Linked DNA regions of Mus musculus: regions 1 and 3 are each linked to region 2. The links are chromatin loops, found by intact Hi-C in ENCODE. Cell type or tissue: gastrocnemius. All regions are shown on one strand.

What was found. Hi-C counts contacts between places; a loop is a spot of excess contacts. Peaks named below come from ENCODE experiments on the same cell type or tissue, not always from the same donor. Only the 100,000 strongest peaks of a DNase experiment are listed, where the experiment ranks them.
Region 1: it touches region 2 in a loop (2.2-fold over the local background); 3 of 42 quality-filtered maps call a loop at or near these places.
Region 3: a loop joins it to region 2, with 8 times the contacts of the local background. A loop is called at or near these places in 28 of 42 quality-filtered maps.

Annotation. Positions count from the first base shown.
Region 1 is chr2:165,589,662-165,597,661 of GRCm38, reverse strand. Eya2 (EYA transcriptional coactivator and phosphatase 2) reads right to left here and starts at 2,634. Exons shown (of 16, transcript NM_001271963.1): 1 at 2,398-2,634. In gastrocnemius, a CTCF peak has its summit at 3,699 (motif pointing left); no DNase peak of the experiment used is centred here; H3K4me3 peaks cover 3,257 bases; H3K27ac peaks cover 2,132 bases.
Region 2 is chr2:165,748,238-165,756,237 of GRCm38, reverse strand. Eya2 (EYA transcriptional coactivator and phosphatase 2) reads right to left here. Exons shown (of 16, transcript NM_001271963.1): 10 at 1,708-1,797. Among named protein-coding and RNA genes, the nearest start is that of Gm29993, 21 kb to the right of the region's middle. In gastrocnemius, a CTCF peak has its summit at 4,856 (motif pointing right); no DNase peak of the experiment used is centred here; H3K27ac peaks cover 1,652 bases.
Region 3 is chr2:165,528,687-165,536,686 of GRCm38, reverse strand. No RefSeq gene overlaps it. Among named protein-coding and RNA genes, the nearest start is that of Slc2a10, 29 kb to the right of the region's middle. In gastrocnemius, a CTCF peak has its summit at 7,390 (motif pointing left); a DNase peak (open chromatin) is centred at 7,361.

The sequences.
Region 1 (8,000 bases), 160 kb after region 2:
TCGCAGCTGAGGACACCCAACACACATCTGGTGATGGTGGTGGGGACAGAGAAAGAGTTCTCGTCCTGAGCTCAGCTTGCGCTGGTGACAGTTGGACGGCTGGCTGCTTAGTCCTGGTCTACTCCCGGCACAAATTATCTTTGGGAAAAAAGGCTGAAAAAAAAATAAGGAAATGATTTCTTCTTTGTGGGATGGAGTCATATTGTCGTGGGGGAAACATCTTAAGTGGATGTGCCTGGACTGTGTATAAGGTTTTTCAAACTGCCAGAATCTCCACAGCGTATTCAACCCAATTCTGAAAGTGGCCGGCTACGCCGCAGACCCGTTTTACTGTGGGCTTTTCCACTCTCCCGACAGCAGCTAGCATTTTATCAATTTATCCATCTGGAACAAGACTCAAAATCTCTTACACACGATTTAAAGCAGCAGGCTTCGGCATCTTGGAAGCACAGTACTATGGGTGGTCCCCCATCCCAAATGCTAACTCTGTCACAGGTCAGCAAATCCTGTTTCTTCATGATGTGTTTAACCCAACACAAAGGCACGAAAAGATGCTAGAACGTAGGTCGTTTAAAAACAAGCACTTTTCAAAGTAATATTAAAAAACAATCAGGGCACATATCTTTTAATTTTTACTTCATATTGTTTAGTTATCTGATACTAGGAAAACAATGTATGTGTTTATGGGTTATTTTTATATACTTGGGTGCAGCAGTACACAAGCGCTCCAAGACACAGGAAGAAAATAACATTCTTTGAAGATAAAACAGTTTATCGAGTTGTGAACTAAGATACAAAGGGGCATAGGAACCTAAAAAGTAGTTTAACACACACAAACACACACACACACTCACACAAACAAACACACAAACACACTCCCACACACACTTGCACCATCTCAGGTTCTCTCAGATCTATTCATACATTGTTGTTGGTTTTTTTTTTTTTTCACAACTGCAGATTTTCAAGTTTCAAATCCAAGCTCATTATTATGCTCAGTCACAAACAAGATTCCAAACATTATCATTTCTTACATAAATAGCCCATTAACTTTCCCCAGTCTGAGGATGTCTAAAGACAGGGAAATATTAGGCTTGGGGGACTTACAGATGCTGCAGAGAAGTGGGAAGGGGAGGGCATTCCTTGGGTAAAACGGCACAATGACCCTTGACAAAGATTGTTTTGAAAAGACCCAGCCTTGGTCCCCACGGACAGCTGTGAATGTTGGGGTCTAACACATCTCCGAGGGCTGGTGTCTCTCTTAAGCTGACCCATGCTCTGGTCATAGAAAATTCTTTCATCCTAGCATCAAGGGCTTGTGGAATTAATAGAATCGGCTTCAAATACAACCACTGTCCCCAGTTATAGTTTCCTTGGGGCGGGAGTTCCCGACTCAGACATAATTCAAATGCTTCCCTGGTGTTTGTAAATCCTAGTACTTTCTCTCACTTCGTTAAACCTTCCCACCAGGAGTGGCTTCTGTACCTCGCACGACATATTTATATATAATATCGCGTTATATATTATATATACTTAAAGTCGTTAAAAGTTATGTAGCATTTCAGACTGAGGCGGGAAGAGGGAGGGAGGATAGGCGATAGCGTTTCTGCCTTGCTTTTTCCACAGGCAAGGAGCGAGGGCTGTCAAGTCTGAGCCCTGGGATGGTTTTGGGGCCCAATGTGCCTTGCAAGAAAATCTCACATTCAACTGCGGAGTAAAGAAAGCACTTTGAGGCTTTAGCGATGGGACACCTCTCCCAGTCCTGCTTCCCTAATACTCCGTGAGCGTGAGAGCTGTTTGAAATGCAATGAAGCAGCTAGGGCTAGTCCACAGCTGCCTGGCTATAGTAACTCAGGTCCGCGCGCTCTCCCCTTACTATGAAACCCAGTCTAAGCGTCCTGATGAAAAGTTGTGTTAAGTTTCAGCTTCAGAGTGAGCGCCCTGAGCTGGACCAGTGCGGGCTACAGGATAGTAAAGACTTTTCAAAAGAAAATCGACGTGGGGGAGGCTGGGCCACGGGCCCCAAGTTCCAGCGAGTTGCACAGCTCCTCGGCCACCCACAACCCCAGCCTTCGGACATCAGCTTGTCTCTTGGATCCTTTGGGTACAATCCGAGATTCAGCACGAGTCTCCTGAGTCTCCTCCGAGGCCAAACAACAAACCAAACGCAGAGACCCGGCCGCGTCCTGCACTTGTCCGGCGCACTGGAGTTGCTAACTTCAGTCACTGCGCCCCGCACCCCCCCTCACCTGGAACACAAGGGGAAACTGAGGCCCTGAGACCCAAAGGGATCTCAAGACTGGATCTGCTGCCGGCGGCCGAGTTTCCGCTCCTTTAGTGTCTACGGGGTCCCCGGGAGACGCGGTCCCACCCGGTGTCCCCGAGCGCGGTACTCACCCGCACAGTGCAGAGTCGTCCCGAGCGGGCCAGGCCGGGAGATGGCACGCGGAGCGAATGTCGCAGGGCTGCGGCAGCCTCCTGTGCCGGGGACCGGCCCCCTGTCCCGGCCGCGGGTCTCCTGCGCCCCCGCCGGGCCGCGCCGTGCGTGGGGGCCGCGGGGCGCGGCGCTGGCTCCGGGCGGGGAGTCGGCCCTGCAGTGCGCGCTGCTCTCGCTGCCGCCGCTGCGCTCCCGGAGGAGGGACGCGCCGGCCTCCTCCCTGCGGCGACGCCCACGCCGCCTCCCGGCCCCGCAGCGTCCTCACCGTGGCCAGGCGCGGCCCCAGAGAGTCAGCAGCGCAGACGGGGACCGCACACATGCATTCATCCGCCCATCATCCACCCACCCATCATCTATCTATCTATCTATCTATCTATCCATCCATCCATCCATCCATCCATCCATTCATTCATTCATCCATCCATCCTCCATCCACTCGACTGTCCGTGCCTGGTCAACTGCTCCACTACAATAAGACCAACTCGTTTTCTGTCATCCTGGAACTTTGCATCCACGTTGAGAGTGGGAATCACGAACAAAGAATCCAGGGAAAAAGGCAGCTGAAGAAAGTTGTAAATACCAAGGAGAGGGAAAGAAGGGCTTGTGGGTGGCCGGGCAGCAGAGCGGTCCAGGAAGATGTCTCTGTGGAGGTGTCACCTCAATTACAGGAAAGTGTGAGTGTGAGGGTGAGCGTGTATGTATTAGGCCAGAGGTCAGCAGTACTGTTTTTGTCAATAGCTCTCCCCCCACCCCCCAACGCAAGGTTTCTTTTTGAAGATGGAGGTTTTTGATTCAGGATTCAGCTGGAGGGGCTGGCCAGCAAGCTTGCTCCAGGGATCCTCCTGCCTCTGCCTCTTAGGCGACGCATTATAGGCACCTGCTGCCACGCCTAGCATTTTACTTAGCTACTGGGGATCTGAACTCAAGCCCTTCTGCTAGCATGGTGCTTTAATGACTATGCCATTCCCCAGTCCCAGTGCCTCCCTTATGGGGGCTCAGCTGGCTTCAGATTACTACTGCTGCTGCTCAGATACTGGGACTTCAGGTGTCTCCAAGTCAGGCTTTGGGTCCCTTAGCCAAACCAGTCAGTCTCTGGGCCCCTTATGAGTCCCTAGTGGGAAACTAGAAATGGGCCTCAGCTGGACCCCAGAGGTGAAAGATCTATTCCAAGTTTACACACGCCAGCTTCTTTTGGCTTCTCTAGCTGTGCTCAGGATAGATTAGGTGACTCTGAACTCTGACTTGTTCCAGAAGCTCCTGCTCTAGAAGATCTGATGCCCTCTGCTGGCCTCTGCAAGCACTGCACTCACATGCACAATTCCCCCCCCCCCCCCCAAATACAGACAATAAAAATAAAACTAGGGGCTGGAGGGATAGCTCGACAGTTAAGGGTCCTGTTACTCTTGCAGAAGACCCTGGTTAAGTTCCCAGAACTCACATGGCAGCTAATAGCTATCCTAACCAGGCCTGCACATGGTACACAGACATACGTACAAGCAGGATGCTCATACACAAAAAATCAAATCAAGTCGGAACCAGTTGTGAACCCTTTCCTTGATTTAGAGAGATAATCACCTGTATGTGTAATTCTTTAAAAGGGGTCCCCAAGTGTAGATGGGTCAGGCTCTGGCATTGCTGGCTCTGTCTCCCGTCTTATCTGTTTCCTTCCCACCACAGACACCATACCAGAGCAAGTACCTACCGTTGTCATGGCTGTCCCCACCCAGTGAGGAGGATCTGGGTATGTCCCCACACCACAATAACTCTTTCGCCTTTTAGAAGCAGAGTGAGCATCGGCTCTTGGACTTGATTTTCTCATCCAGAGCTCAGCGGCGAGACTCTTGTATTATTGTATTATTAATAATTATGTATTATTACTGTGTGAATGCTCAGAGCCCACACCACCCAGGCACTTCCCACCGAGGCTGTGGCTGCCCCCAGCCATGTTCCACATATTACCTACCCCCTGGGGTCATCTTAGAAAGCACAACGGTGCACTTGCTTGAGAGTCTCAGAATTCCCTAACAAGGCTTTGACCTGGCCCCTGAACCTCACTTTTTTCTTATAAACAAACAAACAAACAAAAATGTTTTGTTTTAAAGGTTTTTGTTTTAAAATCCCAGACTGAAGGGCTGGGACGAGCGCTCAGCTGGTGAAGTGCTATGGTGCCAGCATTAGGGCCCGACTTTGGATCCTCAGTGTCCATGTAAATAGCTGGGCACTGTGTAATAGCTCACGCGTGTAATTCTAGAGCTGGGGACGCAGAGACAGGGGGATTCATGGGGCTCACTGGCCAGGCAGCCTAGCAGAATCAATATGCTCTAGGTTCGTTCAGTGGGAGATGTCTCTCTCTTAAAAAATAAGGTTAAGAGTGATTGAATGTCTGGCACACACATGCACATGTGCACACACACTACAGCTAGGTGAGGATAGACTGGAATAGGGTGTGTCACATGAATCAGCAGATTGAGTGCAGGTCTCACACTCTCAGATTTAACCAACCCCAGATTGAAAGCATCCGGAGAAAAGGGATTTCGTCTGGACCGAGCATGAACACACATTTGGACTTGGTGGTGCGAGGACGGAGCACCTGAGTCCAGCAGGAAGTTATATGTCTCCAGCCTCACGCTCAGACGTGTTTTTCTTGTCATTATTCCCCAATAAATATGACACAGCAACAATTTCCAGATCCTCTGATCACATTAGGTGCCCAAATAATCTAGAGTTCAAAGTGCACAAGGTGATGCCCAAGACTCTATGCAAATGTTACTCCACTTTACCAAGCACCGGCATATGTAGATGCATACATATGCTATCTGCAAAAGTACATGCTATATGCAAAAGTACATATAAATATCCACCATATACTATGTATAAATCATACACTATACACATGTACACATATATTTACACAATACAAACATATATATATGTATATATATATATATTACATATACATATTTATACACATGAACACATGTACCATATATACACATATACTGTATATATACGTATGCTACATAACACATATACTATATATAAATATATACACATGTACACATATACCATACATATACCATGTACACACATATACATACAGCCATACACAATGCACACATGTACTATATATACATACACCATACACTCTTACACACATATTATATATACATATTTACTGAGTACACATATGCTAGATACATACACACAGATATTATATGTATATAGATATATATTATATACAGACATATGAACAAAGTACACACATACACACACACACACAGAATCAGGATATGAACTTTTCCTTTCTCTGTGGACTGTGTGAGGGAGTCTTGGACATCCAATAACTCAGTTTGAGTTAATGAATCCCGCACCAGAATGGCCTGTTATCTCCCTGAAGCTTCACCAGCCTGAGGCCCCCGAGGTGTGGGTTGGAAGCAGGTGTTTCTTAGCTTCATTTCTCTTTCTCTCAGGGCAGCAGTCTCAGGGCTGCTACCCATTAGTGTCTCCAGGGGACCTTTTAAATCTCTACCCCACACCAATTAACCCAGCCTCTCTGGGGACAGGACTGGGAACTAGCACTTTCCAAAGCCCCTGGGTCATTTCTACAATCAACAGAGAGGGACTCCTAGTCTTTGAGAAGCTCTGAGTGGAAGCCATCCCCCAGCCCTTTGCCTCCATGTTTAACCTGAAAGTGCTAGACCATAGGGCAGGCTCTTAGAATGCCTTGCCTTACTTATCTGCCTTGGAATAGTGGCCCAGCATCTTCCCAGTCAACGTACATGGAAGACCAGATGGACTGTGAAAACCGTGGGCACACTGTATCTTATATACATGTGCACCCTACATACATGTATGTAATCCATATCCTATATCATGCATTCTACACACATACATACTTTATATCCTATACACATACATGTACATCCTACAACACACACGAGTACTTTCAATGCAGAACCATTCCCATTTCCACACACATTCCTTTCCCACCCACAAGATGTCTGCTGGGAAGAAAGCCCTCCGTTTTTTTAATGTTCTCACAGACTTTCGTTCTTTTCAGAAAGGATCTGAGGCAGCAGTAATGGAATAACGATAGCTTAAAGAAAAAGAGCTAACAACGAAACGTTGGGAAGGAAAGGAAGTCAGGGATGAGGTTTGCACACAGAAAGTGCACGGGGAAGTTTGGGTGCTCGTCAGCGGTGAACTGAGAATTAGCCGTGAGCTTCCTGGCTGCCAATGCAAACTGGAAAATGTGATCAGTTACATCGGCATTGCTCCGATTGAAAAGCGCATGCGCACTCCGTGGTTGAAGAAAAGGAACTGAGATCCCGGCTCCTGCGTCATTCCTCCCTCTGTGGGAATTTAGAAGGACCTTGAAGGAGGCCCCACACCTCCAAAAGCTCCGCGGAGTCAAAATTAAAACTAGCCATTTCAGAGCAGCTCACTGTGTGGAAGACAGCCACAAACTAAGTTGCTTGGTCAATCAGGCCTTTAGGAAGGTGACCCACGGGTCCCTACAGATGTGGAAGCATGCCGCAGCACCAGACCAGGAGGCTTGTTACACACTTCTGGGACACAAAAATATTCCCTTACCAAAAGGGGAAAAGAGACGCCTGGGAGATGCTTGCCTACTGGGCAGTGGGGCAACCTGAGTTTGAATGCCCATAACCCACATACAGCCAGACACGGGAGCACACATCTGTAATTCTAGTGGTCCTATGTGAGGTAGGAGCCAGAGAAAGAAACATCCCTGGACACTCGGGATCCAACCAGCCTGGGTCTGCCTAGCAACAAACTGGGAAGTCGCTGTGGCTCCCACGAACAGGGGGTGGGGTGGGGTGGGGTGGGGGGTGGGGTGGGACTCAAATTTTCCCAAACTCAAGAAGGCAAACAGAGGGTTGTTTCATTCCGGCAACCCTCCAGTTAGCAGCCAACAGAGCATCTCTGCTTCTAACACACACCCAGCCGCACAAGGCCCAGCTTCTTGCAACAATCACATGAATTGACACTTATCTACCCTGTACTTGATTCAAATTCCTTTAAAAAACAAACAAACAAACAACCCTCCTTCCTCAGAGGAAGGAAAAGCAGTATTATTTACTACTAGTGAGAGAAGACGAGGCGATGTTTGGACACACTCATGGCAAGGTGACCGTGAGGCCGGGTCATCATGTGCAAAGGAAGGCTTGTTGACAACTTCAGCAGCCATTTGCTAACCAGAAAGCTTCGAGTAGTGTTACTTAACTAATTAATGATCGCACCATGTTCACACACCAGTCTGATCTTTACTGAGGGACACTTGCTAGGGTTTGACTATGTCCTCCAAAACTCAGGTGCTGAAACCAAAGGCCATTGTATTGGTATTAAGGGCACTTTAAAGGATGGTTAATCCACAAGGCTCCTCCCTAATGAATAGAACTAAGGACTGAGGTGAGGTTCTCAACCCCTTGGGGGTCGATTGGCCTTTTCACAGGGGTCGCATATCAGATATTCTGCCTAGCAGATTGCTTATATTGCAATTCTTAACAGTAGCAAAGTTATAGTTATGAAGTAGAAATGAAAA
Region 2 (8,000 bases):
GGAACTATTTCTACCCCACAGCCAGGTCCTCAGGGCTGTTCCAGGTGCCAGTGACACCCTGAGGACAGATAGAAATGTTCTCCCATGTCCAGCTTCATTTAGGTCACCTTTAGCTTTCATTCTGTTCTGAATGACTGTGGTGACGGCTTACAGTCAGTGGGACCTGCACGAAGCCTGCGGACCCATCGGCTGGCCTGGGGGAATCCACCCTCTTCCCCTTGAGCAGAGCTGTTCACTTATCACAAGGAAGGGTACGTCTTACTTCCCTCCTTGCTTTGTCGGCCATCGCTGATAGGTCACCTTTAAGCCTGATCACAGCTGTTAACTTGAGCCTGGGCAAGTACTCTTTTTCTCTCCTTCAGCCTTCGTTTCTGTAGTTTTATTTACTTATTTTTTTTAAAGCTTCCTTTCTATGATGTTAAAATTTAGAAATTATTATTGTGTGGTGTGTGTGTATGTGTGTGTGTGTGTACATATAAACCGGAGGTGAGTGTGTGCATGCGCCACAGTGTGTAGACGAGGCCAGAGGACAAGTTTGCAGATTCCATTCTCTCCTTTCAGCTTGGTGTGGGTTCTGGGATCAAAATTAGGATGCCCAGACACCTTTAAGTTCTGAGCCATCTCACTGGCCCCAAGGAGGAATTTACCCACAAGTCTTTCAACATAGACTAGGTCTAAACAAATGAGTTAAGCTATGTCTGACCCTTTCTGTCCTTTCTTTTCGCATCTTGATCAGGGATCTAAGGGCAAACACAGTAAGAGTATTCTCTTCCTTCCTTCCTTCCTTCCTTCCTTCCTTCCTTCCTTCCTTCCTTTCTTTCTTTCTTTCTTTCTTTCTTTCTTTCTTTCTTTCTTTCTTTCTTTCTTTCTTTCTTTCTTTCTTCCTCTCTCTCTCTCTCTCTCTCTCTCTCTCCCTCCCTCCCTCCCCCTCTCCTTCCCCTCTCCCTGTCCCTCTCTCTGTCCCTCTCCCTCTTATGCACCAGAAGAATGTAAATTCTTTATTAAAAAGCTTCCACTCTGACCCCACTGCTAAGTATCGTTGCCCCAAGAGGATCTGCCTTAATGAACGTTTTAAGTAAAGGCATTTCAGAAGGAAGAGGAAGAGGCCACCAGTTTTTTACTGGGTTAGCAGAACCACCATTCCATGTGACTGGAGCAGAGAGAGAGGAGGTCCAGCAAGGTCACTCTGGCAAGAGTGTCCCCCTAAAAGGACACTGACTACAGTTCTGCACTTTCTTAGTAGTCATCAGTAAGAGATTCGAGTCTCTGAGAGACACAGGACGTCTGGAGGGTGGCTCCATGTTCTTCTAAAACCCCACATTCTGTTCCCAGCAACCACATCAAAGTGGCTCACACCTGCCTATGCTCCAGGAGATCCGATGAGTTCTTCTGGCACACACACACACACACACACACACACACACGCACGTGCGCGTGCACAATGTATGGAAAGGGATCAGGCAGTGGTGGTGCACACCTTTAATCCCAGCACTTGGGAGGCAGAGGCAGGTGGATTTCTGAGTTTGAGGCCAGCCTGGTCTACAAAATGAGTTCCAGGACAGCCAGGGCTACACAGAGAAACCCTGTCTCGAAAAACTAAAAAAAAAAAAAAAAAAAGGAAAAAATTTCTATCGGAGATAGCACCCCCTACCCCCAACTAAACATGAGTAACCCCAGCAACTGTGAAAGCGAGTGTTGTGTGCTGACCTCCAGGTCATTGAAGAACAGGTGTGTGTCAGCAAGGTTGAAGATCATCTCCTCCATCATCAGGCCAATGCGCACAGACGTCGTGGTGTCCTGTGGGAAAGAGAAGGGACAGTTTTCTGCACATGTGGCCTCTGGGGCTCTGGAAGGCAGCTGGAAGTCCCTGCTCTTCCGGATAGCTCTCAGCTCTTGTGTGGCTGAAGGCATGGCCTGGGATGAGCATAGCTTGTCTACACCAGGAAAGAAGATATTATAAAATGATGTCACTCCGGAGTGACAGCTACAAGGGATCTCTGAGAAACGGTGAGGGGGATGGAAGCAAGCCGGTCAGAGCATACAGTGCGAAACATTTGAATCATGAACGGCGTGTCTGTCCCCCACCCCCACTGCATACAACACAGTTGGCTACCGTAACGGTTCGCTGTCAACTCTACTGACACAGACTCATCGTGGCAACACACCTCTGGGTATGCCTGTGACGATGTGTCCAGAAAGGTTTGCCTGGTGGGAAGACCCAATCGGGTGTGCATAGCTCCATTGTCTGGACTGGGATCCCAAACCAAATGAGGAAGGAAAGATGGCCAAGGAGCTGGGCAGAGCTTTCATCCACCTCTGCCCCCCAACTGGGGACCCAAACTGACCAGCTGCCTCTGGGTCTCGCTTCCATCCCACGAGAGACTGCACTTTAAAACCATGAATGGACGCTGGGCAGTGGTGGTGCACACCTTTAATCCCAGCACTCCAGAGGCAGAGGCAGGTGGATTTCTGAGTTCGAGGCCAGCCTGGTCTACAAAGTGAGTTCCAGGACAGCCAGGGCTACACAGAGAAACCCTGTCTCGGAAAAAAAAATCAAGTAAAACAAAACCATGAAAGGAGACAGTCCTTCCTTCCTTAGGTTGCTTCTGTCAGGGATCTCTGTCATGAAAGAAGAAAGTAACTGACATAAGGTTCTGCTCCCAGTCACCCATCCCCGAGGGTGATACATTCCAGTGTGCAGTGAACATGGCCGGTGGTCTGTTATGTCTGACTCATGAATGGAGGGCTGTTTGTTTGTTTGTTTGCTTCATTTTGTTAAAGATTTATTTATTTTATGACTATGAGTGCTTTATCTCCATGTATACCAGCACACCAGAAGAGGGCATCGGATCCCAGCATAGATGGCTGTGAGCCACCATGTGGTTGTGGGGAATTGAACTCAGGTCCTCTAGAAGAGCAGACAGTGATCTTAATGGCTAAACCATCTCTCCAGCCTGTCCGTGGTTTTTGTTTGTTTGTTTGTTTTTGTTTTGTTTTTTGTTTGTTTTCTTTTGTTGTGAGACAGGGTTTCTCTGTATAGCCCTGGCTGTCCTGGAACTCACTCTGTAGACCAGGCTGGCCTCGAACTCAGAGATCATTTGCCTCTGCTTCCTGCAAATGCTGGGCTTAAAGGAGTGTGCCACCCCCCACCCCTGTTGCTTAGCTTGTGTGTGTGTGTGTGTGTGTGTGTGTGTGTGTGTGTGTGGTTCAGTGTTTGATTTGGTTCTGAACTGTCCTCACAAGCTCAGGTAGTGATAGTTTGGTCCCTATCTGGTTATTTTGAGAGTTTCTGGAAACCTCAGTGGGTGGGGCCTAGCTAGAGGAAGTAGGCCAATGTGGGTTGGCCTTTAACTGTTGTATCCGGTCTTGGACATGTCCTTGTCCTCCTTCCCTTTCTCCCTCTTTCCCTCCCCCCTCTCTGCTTTATCCCCCACCACCACATGGTGAACAGCCTCCACCTCACACCCTTGCCGCCACGATATTCTGTCTGAGGGCGCAGGACCAAGCAACCATGGGCAGAACCCTCTGGAACACATGAGCAGAGTTAATCTTTCCTTTTTAAAGTTGTTTTCCCAGGGGCTTGGGGTACAGCTAGCTAAAAGCTAAGTGTTTCTAGCTGGTAAAGACAGAGACGAGTTACCCCTGCATAGAGACTGCGAGTCCAAAAGCCTTTAGAAAATGGATCCGCTGGGCCCTGAGGACTCAGGTGTTGTATGTGGTACAAGTGATATTTCAAGTCTGGATGGGAGCTTTAAGGGCCCTGCTGTCTCTCACACTCTCCACAACACAGATCTCTTCACAGAACCCTGCCTAAGCCTGGGCTCCAGGATAAAGATAATGAGGTGCACACTTGCAGATGACAGTGGGTTGGTGGGTGTGCTGGTCAGTTTTTACTGTCAACTAGACACAACTTAGAGTCCTCTGGAGAGAGGGCACCTCCGTTGAGTAATTGCCTCCGTTGGGCTGGCCTCTAGCCATGTCTGAGACTGTCTTGATTGGCGATTGGTACAGAAGGGCCCTGTGCACTGTGAGAGTACCATCATTAGGAAGTGGGCCCAGGCTATGAAAGAAAGCTTGTTAAGTATGTGCCAGCAAACCAGAGAGCAGTGTTCCTTCATTGGTCCTGCCTCAAGGTTTCTGCCCTGACTTCCTTCAGTGAGGGACGGTGACCTGGAGTATAAACCAAACCAACCCTTCCCATCTCTAAGTTGCCTTTGGTCGCTGTGATGACCACATCAACAGAGACCAGGCTAGAACAAACAGAGCTTAAGAGAGCCGAGTCTCTGTCTGCCACCTCCTGCTCAGGGGGCTCAGGCAGTAAGGGGTTTGCCGTGCAAGCCCGAGGAACCGAGTTTGACTCCCAGAGCCTGAATGTACATACAATGCTCCATGCGGTGTGCGGACTTACAAGCTCAGTGCTGGGAGGCAGAGATAGGTGGGTCCCTGCTGGCCAGACTGGCCAAACTGGTGAGCTCCAGGCCAGTGAGTGAGACCCGTCTCAAACTGAGGTGAACAGTGCTTTGTAATAACAGCTCAGATTGTCCACGGGCCTCCATGTGCACATATGCACCCATGACCATGGGCACCAGCACACACATATACATGCACACACATGTACATACACACACACACACACACACACAGAGGTATTCTTGCTCTAAAATAATAATTATTTATTAATTATTAAATAATTAGTAAATAATTCCAATCACAAAACTCTTTTGACCTTAAAAATAAAACAAAATAAAACAAAAATGAAACAAGACAACTAAAAGGAAAAGCTGACCTTGGCTTCACACACAGCTGTGGAGAAACAGGCCAGGACACCTCCTCAGGGTTTCAGAGCCTCCCATTCAGGGTTCTGGCCAGGAGGTGGCAGACAGAGACTCTGTAACTGCAGAAGGCAATGGGGGGGGGGGGGACGACGGGGACAAACCTCCTGGAGCCTGGCGGGTGTCAGTGTGACCCAGGGAAGGCTGTGTGCCTCCCCTTTGTGCCTCTGCACAGCCCTTAGGAAAGGCGTGCCTGCCTGCCGTGCACCTGACTGAGAGTGTGGCTGTCACGCAGGGGAACAGGGGAGAGCAGCCATCCTGCCCAAAGGGACTGACTCAGCACACAACAATCACTGTGTGTAACATCTGCTTCTCTGTGGAAAGTATTTACGCAGCTCTGAGAGACCAAATCATAGATATGAATAGAGCTGAGGTCGTTCGTGACTGGCTGATAGAGGCAGGACATGAGGGGGAGGTCTGGGCCTTTCACTACAATGAGGGTGAGAGACAGGACCTTCTTTGTTTTTGTTTTTGACAGGGCCTCATGTAGCCCAGGCTGGCCTCAAACCTACCACATAGTCAATGCTAGTCTTGGACCCCTGGCTCTCTTCTTCCACCTCCCAAGTGCTAGGATTAAAGGCCTTTTGTGATGTAGTTATTCTTTTGGTGCTGGGAGGGAACCCAGGGCCTTTGCACATGCTAGGCGAGTGAGTGTTCCACCATTGGGCTATGGCCCCAGCCTTGAGAACTAAAGTTTTTAATTTTGCATTGTTCGAAATCAGAGATCACGGAGAGGGCATAAAGGAGAAACGTGGAGATAAGCATCTAAATAGTCCACGAAAGTTGAAAATTGTTGCCTCCTGGCAGAAAGCAAAGGTGGTGGCTCGTGTGGGTTGCTGTTTCTCAAATACTTATCTGGATATAATGTCCCAAATTTAAAAGTATATGCAGGCTTTTCTTGGGTTAAACCAATTAAGAATAATTAGCAATGTATTCTGAAATATCACTTTGTTTTTTTAATGGGTGTGGGGGGTGTGGGGTGGGGGTGGTCCATACTCATTATTGTGTTTGAATGTTGTACTGGCTAGTTTTGTGTCAACTTGACACAGCTGGAGTTATCACAGAGAAAGGAGCTTCAGTTGAGGAAATGCCTCCAGGAGATCCAACTGTAAGGCATTTTCTCAATTAGTGATCAAGGGGGAAAGGCCCCTTGTGGGTGGGACCATCTCTGGGCTGGTAGTCTTGGTTCTATAAGAGAGCAGGCTGAGCAAGCCAGGGGAAGCGAGCCAGTAAAGAACATCCCTCCATGGCCTCTGCATCAGCTCCTGCTTTCTGGCCTGCTTGAGTCCTGACTTCCTTCAGTGATGAACAGCAGCATGGAAGTGTAAGCTGAATAAACCCTTTCCTCCCCAACTTGCTTCTTGGTCATGATGTTTGTGCAGGAATAGAAACCCTGACTAAGACAAATGTGAAAAGCCCCCACAGATTCAAGTGTTTGAACATTTGGTATGCCTTGGTGGTGCTGTTTTGGAAGGTTGTAGAACCTGTATGGGGTGGGTCTTCACATCTGAGAGACGCTATTTGCTATTTGCATCCTGACTGAGGATACCATGTGATCTCCTGCTCCCGTGCTTTCTCACACACCACAGACTGTGTCCCCCAAACTGTGAGTCAAAGCGGCCCCTTCCTTCCCTGAGGTGCCTTTTATCTGGTATTTGGTCAGAACAAGGACAAAAGGCACCAATAAACTCTTGAGCAAGGGAACTACTGAGAGATGGATGACCCATGCAGAACCGATGGTGAGGTGCAAAAGATGGGAACTTTTGCGATCTTCTGCAGTCTAACTGAGCCACGCAGCTGAGGGAGATGGAGAGAGCACAACGGAAAACCCACATCTCAGCAGAAAGAAGTCTGATTGTCACAGGGGCAGAGGACATGGCTCAGTCAGGAAAGTTCCTACCATGTAGGCACAAGGACCTGAGTCTGGGTCCCCAGTACCCATGAAAAGGCCAGGCATGGTGGCTTGCCTGTAACCCCAGTGCTTGAAGCGGGCCAGAGACAGGAGGGTTCCCAGAGCTTGTTGGCCAGCTGCACACATATGTGCATCCACACACAAACCATGTATATGTATATATACATACATACACACATATGCATATACACGTATATTTGAATATATGTACATACCCTGCCACAGACATACTTGCATATACTTACTATTGTTTTAAAGGACAGATCAGTTCAAAGAAAAACAATTCAGGTGTGAGACTTGGAGAGAAGTTTCCCAAGCACTTCCAGCTGCCTGCTGGATGCACCCAGAACACCCAGCCTGCTCTGCTGGCTTTAGTGGTGCAATCGCAATTGCAATCGACAGTGTGACCCGGTCAAATACAGCCAAAAGCATGGCAGCTTCCTCACTACGCTTTCCGATCCACAGGAAGCCTGTATCAGCCAACGGTGCACGGAGGGTTAAATACACCTGGCCCGAAGTCCCAGTAAGGTTCACATCCCGTGGACTCCTGTGGAGGACTCGCGCCCTCATCAAAGACGCAGCAAGAGCAGCTGATGTCCCACTGTGCAGCCAGAGATGCCAGGCACTTGAAAGGCACTTCCCTAACCATTGCATGCTCTTCGGATTAAAGCAGGGTCAGTGGTTAACTTGCTAAACAAGCACCGTCTATGAGGATGACTTGAAAAACAAAGATCAATTAAAGCCAGAACCGAGAGACTGGAGAAGGGCTCCGTGTGGAACACGCCCCTGGAAAGGCTCTGTTGGGGCAAGGCGGGGAGGATGGAATGCCATTCTTGTTGGCCTAGGATGTTTGCGGGTGGCTGTCTCCCTGAGAAGCTATAAACCAGGCCCAGACTCGGCAGATTTTTCCAGCAAGCCCTAATGTTCTGCGGGTTTCTGGAATTAACTTTGATGGCATCGTGGTGGCCTGTGCATGCCTTGGGTTAGGGGGCTAGAAAGGGATGGTTGCCCTTGGGGCAGAGACAGTACTCTGGATCCCCACGAAGCACGGGGACCCAATTCTAATGCCTTTGTGATGAAATTCTTCTAGTTCCAGGAGGCCGTTTCATCCTATGGGCTGTTCAGACATCAGCCTTGTGGTTGCTACGCTATCTTGGGATGTGTGGTTTTATTTCTTGGGTGGAAGAGAGACCGTAAAACTATAAAAAGTGAAAGTCTTTCCTAAAACGAAATCAATCTGATGTGCAATAATCAGG
Region 3 (8,000 bases), 220 kb after region 2:
TAATAAATAAATCTTTAAAAAATTAAAATTTTTTTAAAAAGGTCACCCCTGATGATGCAAGTCCTCTAGCAAGGCTATACCTTCTGAAGGTTCCATAATCCCCTCAAACAGCACCATCAATGGCGGTGGGGGGACCAATGTTCAAACACATAAGCCTATGGGGGGCATGCTTCATTTGAACTGTGTGTGTGTGCACGTATGTCCATGTGTGCAGGTGTGCACACACCAAATGTGCACTTGTGCAGGAAAGCCAGAGGCCCATGGGTGTGTCTTCTTCTCTTGCCTTCTGTCTTATCTTCGATTATATCTATTTATTTGTCTATTTGCTGAAGAGGCACGCTCTCACCACAGTACATGTGTAGAGAGCAGAGGGCAACTTGCAGTAGCCAGTTCTTGCAGTCTATAATGTAGACCCTAGGGATCAAACTCAGGTTGTCAGGCTTGCTGGCAAGCTCCTGACCCCACTGAGCCATCCCGCTGGACCCCCATCTTATCTTTCGAGACAAGGTCTCTCACTGAAGCTCACCAGTTAGGCAAGCTGGCCAGGTAGTCCCAGGCATCCTTCTGTCTCCACCTCCCCAGTGCCAGGCTTACAGATTGGCAGTGCTATTCCCAGCTTTTACGTGGGTGCTGTGATCTGACTTCAAGTCCTCATCTGTGCCAACTGACCCACACCCCAGTCCTCATTTTAAAGTTACTATTAAGCCAGGCAATGGTGGGGCACTTCCTTAATCCCAGCACTCAGGAAGCAGAGGCAGCAGTGTCTACAGAGTGAGTTTCAAGACTACAGGGCTACACAGAGAAACCCCATCTCAAAAACTATGTTTATCAGGCATCTGCTTCGGGTGATGCCGACACATCCTGCAACCACAAAGGCAGGCAGGACTCCAGGTTGGGTGTGCACAGATGTGGACAGTTAAATAATGGAGCCAGGGAGGAGGCTGTGGCGGGATGTGCTGAGGAACCAAGGAAGACTTGGGATGGATGGGGACGCCCTTCGGGGAGGACAGGGTCAAGAAGACTCGCTAAGATGACAGTGGCTGCGAAAAGTTGGGAAAGAGGGGAGGGGTGCGTGCGGTTCTTCAGGGGAGACGGTCCAGGCAGAGGGAAGAGCTCCTGAAGGGTGTGCAGGGCTGGGCATCCCTGGGGCAGGGACAGTGCTGTCTGTCCTTAATGTGTTTTCCCTAACCAGAGTGGACATTTATTTCTACTATATAAATAAAAGTGCTTTATTGCACAGAAAAGAAGGGAGGGAAGGAGGGGGAGGGAGGGAAAGCCAGGGGAGGAGGGAGGAGGAAGGGGGAGGAGGGAGGAAATTTCTCTTTCTCATCCCCACTCAGGACACAGAATCTAGCCAAGGCTGGCTTCCCACTGAATCACCTGAGGCATCTCAGGTTGGGGAAGACCACCATCTCCTTCAGCCTCTCCCACCACCATTGACCGCAGACTGACACTGGAGGAAACCACACTGACCGCCTCCTGAGGGTACCAAGGCGATACTAGAAGTTGCCTATAAAATTAGACGTGCCAACGGGGAGATGTTTACCCATTAACTCCACCCGGAGGGGAGGACTCACGTCCCAATTACTGGTAATGCGAAACACTAGTGGGAAGTCCGAAATGACAGTCTTTTTACAACAGCCGTGGGGCCACTTCCCACTGACCCTGAGCATTAACTGAGCAGGGACGGCTCAGTTGCCTGCTCTCTCCCGAGTCCTTAATGGCATAAAATGAAAAGATTTTAGCTAAGATTTCATTCGGCGAGTCAATAGGCAAAGCACACCAGGCATCGCGGGCGCCCCCGGCTTCAAGCTAATGGAGACAACGATTCTCTACAGAGGCTATGGATGCAGAGCTGCGTCCTGCAGAAGGCTAAGCGCAGAGGATTCAGTCTCCACAGGCCTCTCTGACTCCTTCCTAGTTTTGTATAACCCAGTACCAGCCAGTCCGTCACCAAGGGAGGGATAACTAGGTGTCGGGACAAAAGCCCAAATCCTTGGCATGACAGTGCTTCCAGAAGGTTCTGAGTCCTCCCTGTTTTCCCAACAACCCACATGATGTCATATGATGTATGTGTGTGTGTACATGTGTGAGTGTGTGCATGTGCGAGTGTGTGTGTGTGTGTGTGTGTGTGTAATTGCAGGCACCATGCTAGCCTTTTGTGTAGGTACTCAAGATCTGAACTCTGGCCCTCAAGTTTGTGTGGCAAGTGCTTCACTGACTTAGACACTTCCCTTGTCCCCACATTAGTCCCCAGTTGGCTCCTCGGGAGCTCTGGCTGTCACCTCAGGCCTTTGCACTTTGGTTGCTCCTTGCTGACTTGTTTCCTCCTTGACCCAGACTATAACTCTCGTGGGAGTGGGTGTGGCCCATCCGGCACTGCAAAACCAGCTTCAACAGAGAGGATGGACCACACAGTGTCTGTCACTCACTCCCAGCATCCTTCACACCCCCATAACTGTAATTAGGGAACAACGTCCCCCGTACCTCTGCTTCTTCTGTGTGGCCAGTGATGGCAATGTACCAGTCACTCTCAGCCTCTCGGCCTCGGCTGTAGCTGTGGCCAGGTGGTCTAGTCAGGAATTTGTCCTCTGGGTGCGAAGGATTATTGGAAAAACCACAGGGTTCCAGAGGGCTTCCGTGCTGTCAACACTGGGGGCTCTCTGTCAGTGTGACAGCCATCAAGTGGATGTGGCCTCTGGCTGGCAGCACAGCTGATGACCAGCTGAGTGAACATTAGTCAGTGTCTTCGGAGCTATTTGAGAAGGGCCGGCTGGGGACTGTGTTCCAGAGTGGCTTCTCCCTGTGGGGGGCTGCTGTGCAGTCTAGGTTGAACCCACTCAACACAGCAGTGGTCACAGTGACACTGAGGCCATTATCACAGACTTCCAGGTAGGAAGTCCAGCCCCTCCGTCACAATAGCTGCACCTTGGGGACTTGGGAGCCACAGCAGGTGGGGGCAGCTGGTGCAGAGTAGAGCACTGAGTCTCCTCAGAACTGAGGGAATGGCACCAAAGAATCATACCCCAGGTTTGTCCTCTAAATGCCCCTGGTCCCCAGCCCAAGCCATTTCCTGCCACTTGTTCACAAGAACAAATGAACAGGCTCTGCATACTCTCCCCAAACCTGGGTGCCAGCAGCTTGACCCCTTATTCCTGCAGTCCAGCAACAACTTTATTGAAATCCTACTATGAACCAAACTGCTGGACAAGGACACAGCAGGGTCATGCTGCCTGCACCTATACCAACACACTCATACTCTGGTACAACCAGCAGGGAACAGATGCCAAGAGCAGGGACAAAGGAACTTGGTTTTGTCAGGAGCCATGAAGACCAGGACAGCCTGGCTGCTGGCAGAGAACAGTGTAGGAGTAGTCTGTCAACCTTACTAACGGGTAACAGTGTAGCGGTAGTCTGTCAACTGAGCTGACAGGGAACAGTGTAGCAGTAGTCTGGAACAGTGTAGCCCGGTAGTATGTTAACTGCTTTGTGCTTCCAATGGGTTTTTCCTGTGCACCTGCCCAAGAGCTATCTGGATTCAAGAGTGAAACACACACACACACACACACACACACACACACACACACACACCAGTTAACTTTAAATATACCTTGACTAGCTCACAGAAGGGGCAGTTCTAATCCTCTGCCCGGCTCGTGTACCTTTCCCTCCAGTACTCCTGGCTCCACACCTGGCTCGAGGCTCGGTGTGGATTGGTCTGTTGGGAGGAGGTGGGATATCCTGATCTGTGGTCCAAAGGGCTGGGTTCCAGCACACCAAGGTTTGGGGTACCCAAACCCCAGGATTCCAGATGTCTGCACTACTAGAAAGATAGTTCTCTGCCCTGGCTCTGTTGTGCATTCTCCGTCAAAAGCCAGGCCTTCAGTCCATCTTGGGTCCCTATGTATATAGCCTTTAGGCTGCTGATTTCCATTACTGAGCTGACCAGCTGGGAAGTTGGATATGAAACCAAACTGTCAGTGTGTGAGCGTCGTTTAGAAAGGAGGAAATGTAACAAATATGAAATAACTGCGTGTTGCACGAAGTCTGGTCAGTACTTGACTCTGTGACTTGTGTGTGCATGTGTGTGCACCCATAAACACTGAGTTCCAGGGGTATTTCATTTCCTATGGTCTCAGGATGCCAAAGCCCTGCACTAGGTCACCTGTCTGGGCCTTCCCATGGAACTGGCTCTGCATCCAACGTCATCACCCCCAGGACCAGACAGTGTAACAGCACACCCAAAAGCAGGGTGGAAATTGAATCAGGGAGTATGTTCCACGCAGACATCGCCTACGGTTTTTATTATTCCCAATATGCAGAAACCACATTAAGGCTGAATTCCAAAAGCTGGAACATGGCGAGGCAGCTTGGTATTTCCTGGAGATCTGTCTTCACCCTGGCAGGAAACAGTCCCCCCTTCCCCCTGCCCTCCCCCCACCTCACTCCACCTGGGGAGAGTGGCTTCCTGGCCCCCTTCATTCCAGGGGTCCCCCGATGTTCTAATACAACCATTCCTTCAGTCATTCCTGGTCATTCACCGAATGTCCATTTCCTGAGTGCCTGTGATGGCCCCGACAGCAGCTGATGATGCGGAGACCCTGCCATCTCTGAAGCACTGGGGTGGGGAAGGGGTGGGTATGAAGGTAGACCTGTGGCAGCTTCCGGTGGTGATGGGGCTTGGAATAAGATGACAGAGGGGAGGGGAGAGGGGCAGGAAGGGGAGGTGGTAAGGGCATAGTGGTCAGGTGACCTCCTTCAGCAGTGATAACCAGCCTGAGACCCGGGTGAGCGGAAAGAATCAGAGGAAGAGGGCCCAGCCAGTGCAAAGGCCCTGTGGTATCCCTCAGGCTTTGTACTGGCCTTGCCCACCTTCCAACCTTCATGACATGGTAGAGAGTTTTGTAGTGAGAGAATCCAATGCCCCAGCTCCCTCTTCATCTGTGACCTTTGAGACATCTGTCAATCCTTTCAATGGCCTGTTTTTATCCCCATTTTCTGGATGCAGAAATGGAAACTGGGGGGTGGTTGGGGGGGTTCACCCAGGATCAGATGTCCTCCATGGTGCTAGGGCCAGAGGTTAATCTGAACTGTGATTAAGACAGCCGGATGGGCTGTAGTAGATTTCTGCCAGTAACAGCTGCTTCACCCCCTACTCAATCACAGAGCCTTGTATTTATTCCGTTGCCTGTTCTGAGCACCCTGAGGCAGTGTGAACCTCCAAGCTGTACTCCAGCGCAGTGTCCATTCACTGAGTGATCTCACCGATGCAGAGTTCCCGACCATGTGTCAGTCCCACGTCAGGCACCAAGCTTCAGCAGCAAGCAGGTCGGCCCTTGAGGCTGGCATAGCCAGAGAAGCCACAGTCAAACACTGGGCGGGCATGTTGGGATCCGGCTACAGTGCTGGGCAGAGGGTGAGATGAGTTGTAGCCCCACCCCACCCCAGAAGTGTTAGTGACATCTTCCTCAAGGCTGACTCCGCCCCATCCTCTAAGTGTCAACTTAGTGGGAAGCTGTCCCCAGCCTGTTCAGATGAGTGCCTTCGCCTGGCTGCCCACCCTGTAAATGCTTTGCTTCCTCTAAGCTTCAGGCCTCTGCTCTGTCATATCCTTCACGCAGGTACAAATACCAAGCCCACGCAGAACCCACATCCACACCTGGCTTTCTGCCTGCCGGCACACTGCATACACAGGGCCCGACCGACCGTGCTGCCCTCTTTGCCGCATCAGCCCTCAAGGACTTCAGTCTCTTCGTTCTCTGTCATGTTGTAGCAGCCAAAGAAATACGTGGTGCACAGTAGCTGCTGAATGAATGTTCATGTGTGTGAGCATGTATACACACACACACACACACACACACACACACACACCCTGTTAAAGAGCTTACCAAAAGGGAATGCTTTAAATGATACTGGAGGAGCCAATGAGATAGTCCCATGAGCAAAGACACTTGCTGGCAAGCCCAGTGACCTGAGTTCGATGCCAGTATCCACATGGTAGGAGGACACTGACTCCTACAAGGCGTCCTGTGATGGCCACAGACACGTGTGATTGCAGATGGGTAGGTAGGTAGGTAGATAGGTGGGTTATAGGTGGGTTGGTGGGTGGGTGGGAGGATGGATGGATAGATAGAAGATAGAGATAGATAGATAGATAGATAGATAGATAGATAGATAGATAGATAGATAGATAGATAGATAGATAGGCAGACTGACTGACCGACTTGAAACACTTCTGAGGCCTCTGGTTGGAAGGTGTGTCTGCTCTCCCGCTTCCTCCCCTGTCGGCTCCCTTCCTTGTTCTTGACTGTATAGTATAAATGTTTCTACCGCAGCCAGGAATTACTTTTGCAACATGAAGGAGTAAACAAGTAACGAGTTATAAAGGTGCCCCGCCCAGCTCTGCCTGTTCCCACCAGACCATCCTCCCTGTTAGAAGCCCAGGTTGTCAGCAGCCCTGTCCCTTCCTCACAGGCTGCCGTCGGGGGTGGGGTGGGCCTTGCCATCCTGCTGAGTTCTCCCCATCCATGGCACATCTGCCCAGAAGCAGAGAAGGGAGCAGGTGTCTCAGACCTTCCTGCCTCTCTCCCTCTGTCTCCTCTCAACCCCAGCAGGGTCTTCCCGCAAAGCAGTCCAGGGGCCTTCCTGACTGGACCTCCCCAGACTCCTTGCTGGTGCCCCTCTGGTCTCCACCTTCTCCTCCTCTGAGGAGCTCTCCCGGGGGGTTCTCTCAGAAACGCCATCCTGGGTAAAGTCAGTGATGGTCTGGTCTGTCCTGGCAGCTGAGGCAAAGACCTTACCTCCGAGTTTGTCAGATCTCCACAGTGGGCACAGCCAAGTTAACTCCTGTGGGCTGATGAGGTACACCCCACTTTACAGCCATCATTAGGTGCTATATGAAGGGCTTGTGGCTCACAGGCAAAGTTATGATGTGACAAACCTAGGCTGTATAGTGTGTGTACCGGGAGGTTACACCTGTGTCAAGAAACTATTGTCAACAGATTCAACTCCAGAAAGGACAGGACAAAGCATACACTGCTCCTCTGCTGAACAACCCTCGGAAGCCAATATTTTTAGGGATTTCTTTGTTTTCGTTTGTTTGTTTTGTTGGGTTTTCGAAATAGGGTTTCTCTGTGTAGTACAGGCTGTCTTGGAACTCACTCTGTAGACCAGGCTGGCCTCGAATCAGAGATCCACCTGCCTCCCGAGTGCTGGAATTAAAGGCGTGCACCACTACCGCCCGGCTCCTTGCAAGATGAATTTTTTCTTTCTTTCTGCTTTTGCATGTTTTCCTCATTTTCTTGAAGGTGCCCTGTTCCCTTTTAAGGAAAAGCTGTAACGAGGAAACACAAAGGTGCACTTGCGCCCTCTGCTGGTCATGCTGTAGAACTGCAGTACAGCGTTTGCCTGGTGGGGAACAGAGGCAGGGGAGCAGGTTTCCTTCCACCAGAAGCAGACTACAAGAGGGACCATGACAGATCTTCACCCCCAAATACTTCACATCACCCTTATTCTTCTTACACTCTGTTGAAGCCCCTAAGTATATGCCCCAGAAACTCCATTCCCATCTTAGGAGCCAGGAGATACCTGGGTAAATCCCAGTCAACATGGCTCCTTGGGGCTGCATGTCTTCAGATATGCCACCTACCTGCTTTGTGTCTCAGGCTCTCACCATACAAGGCAACGTTAGGCAGGGGTTCTCATCTGAGCACCAGTGACATTGTGGGAAGTGTTCTTCATCCTGTGTGCCTGTCAGGGGCAAACCTGACCCCAACCATCAAGTTACTTTCGTTGATACTTCATAGGTGTGACTTTGCTACTGTCATGAATTGTAACGAAAATATCCGTGTTTTCTGATGGGTCTTTGGTGACCCCTGTGAAAGGGTCCTTCGACCCCAAATGCGGTTGCAACCTATAGTTTCAGTGATTGGTGGGGAAGGGCTCAGCCGATGGTCTGTGGGGAGGGGCTCTCCTGACCTGGTGGTCCTGGGTTCCATAAG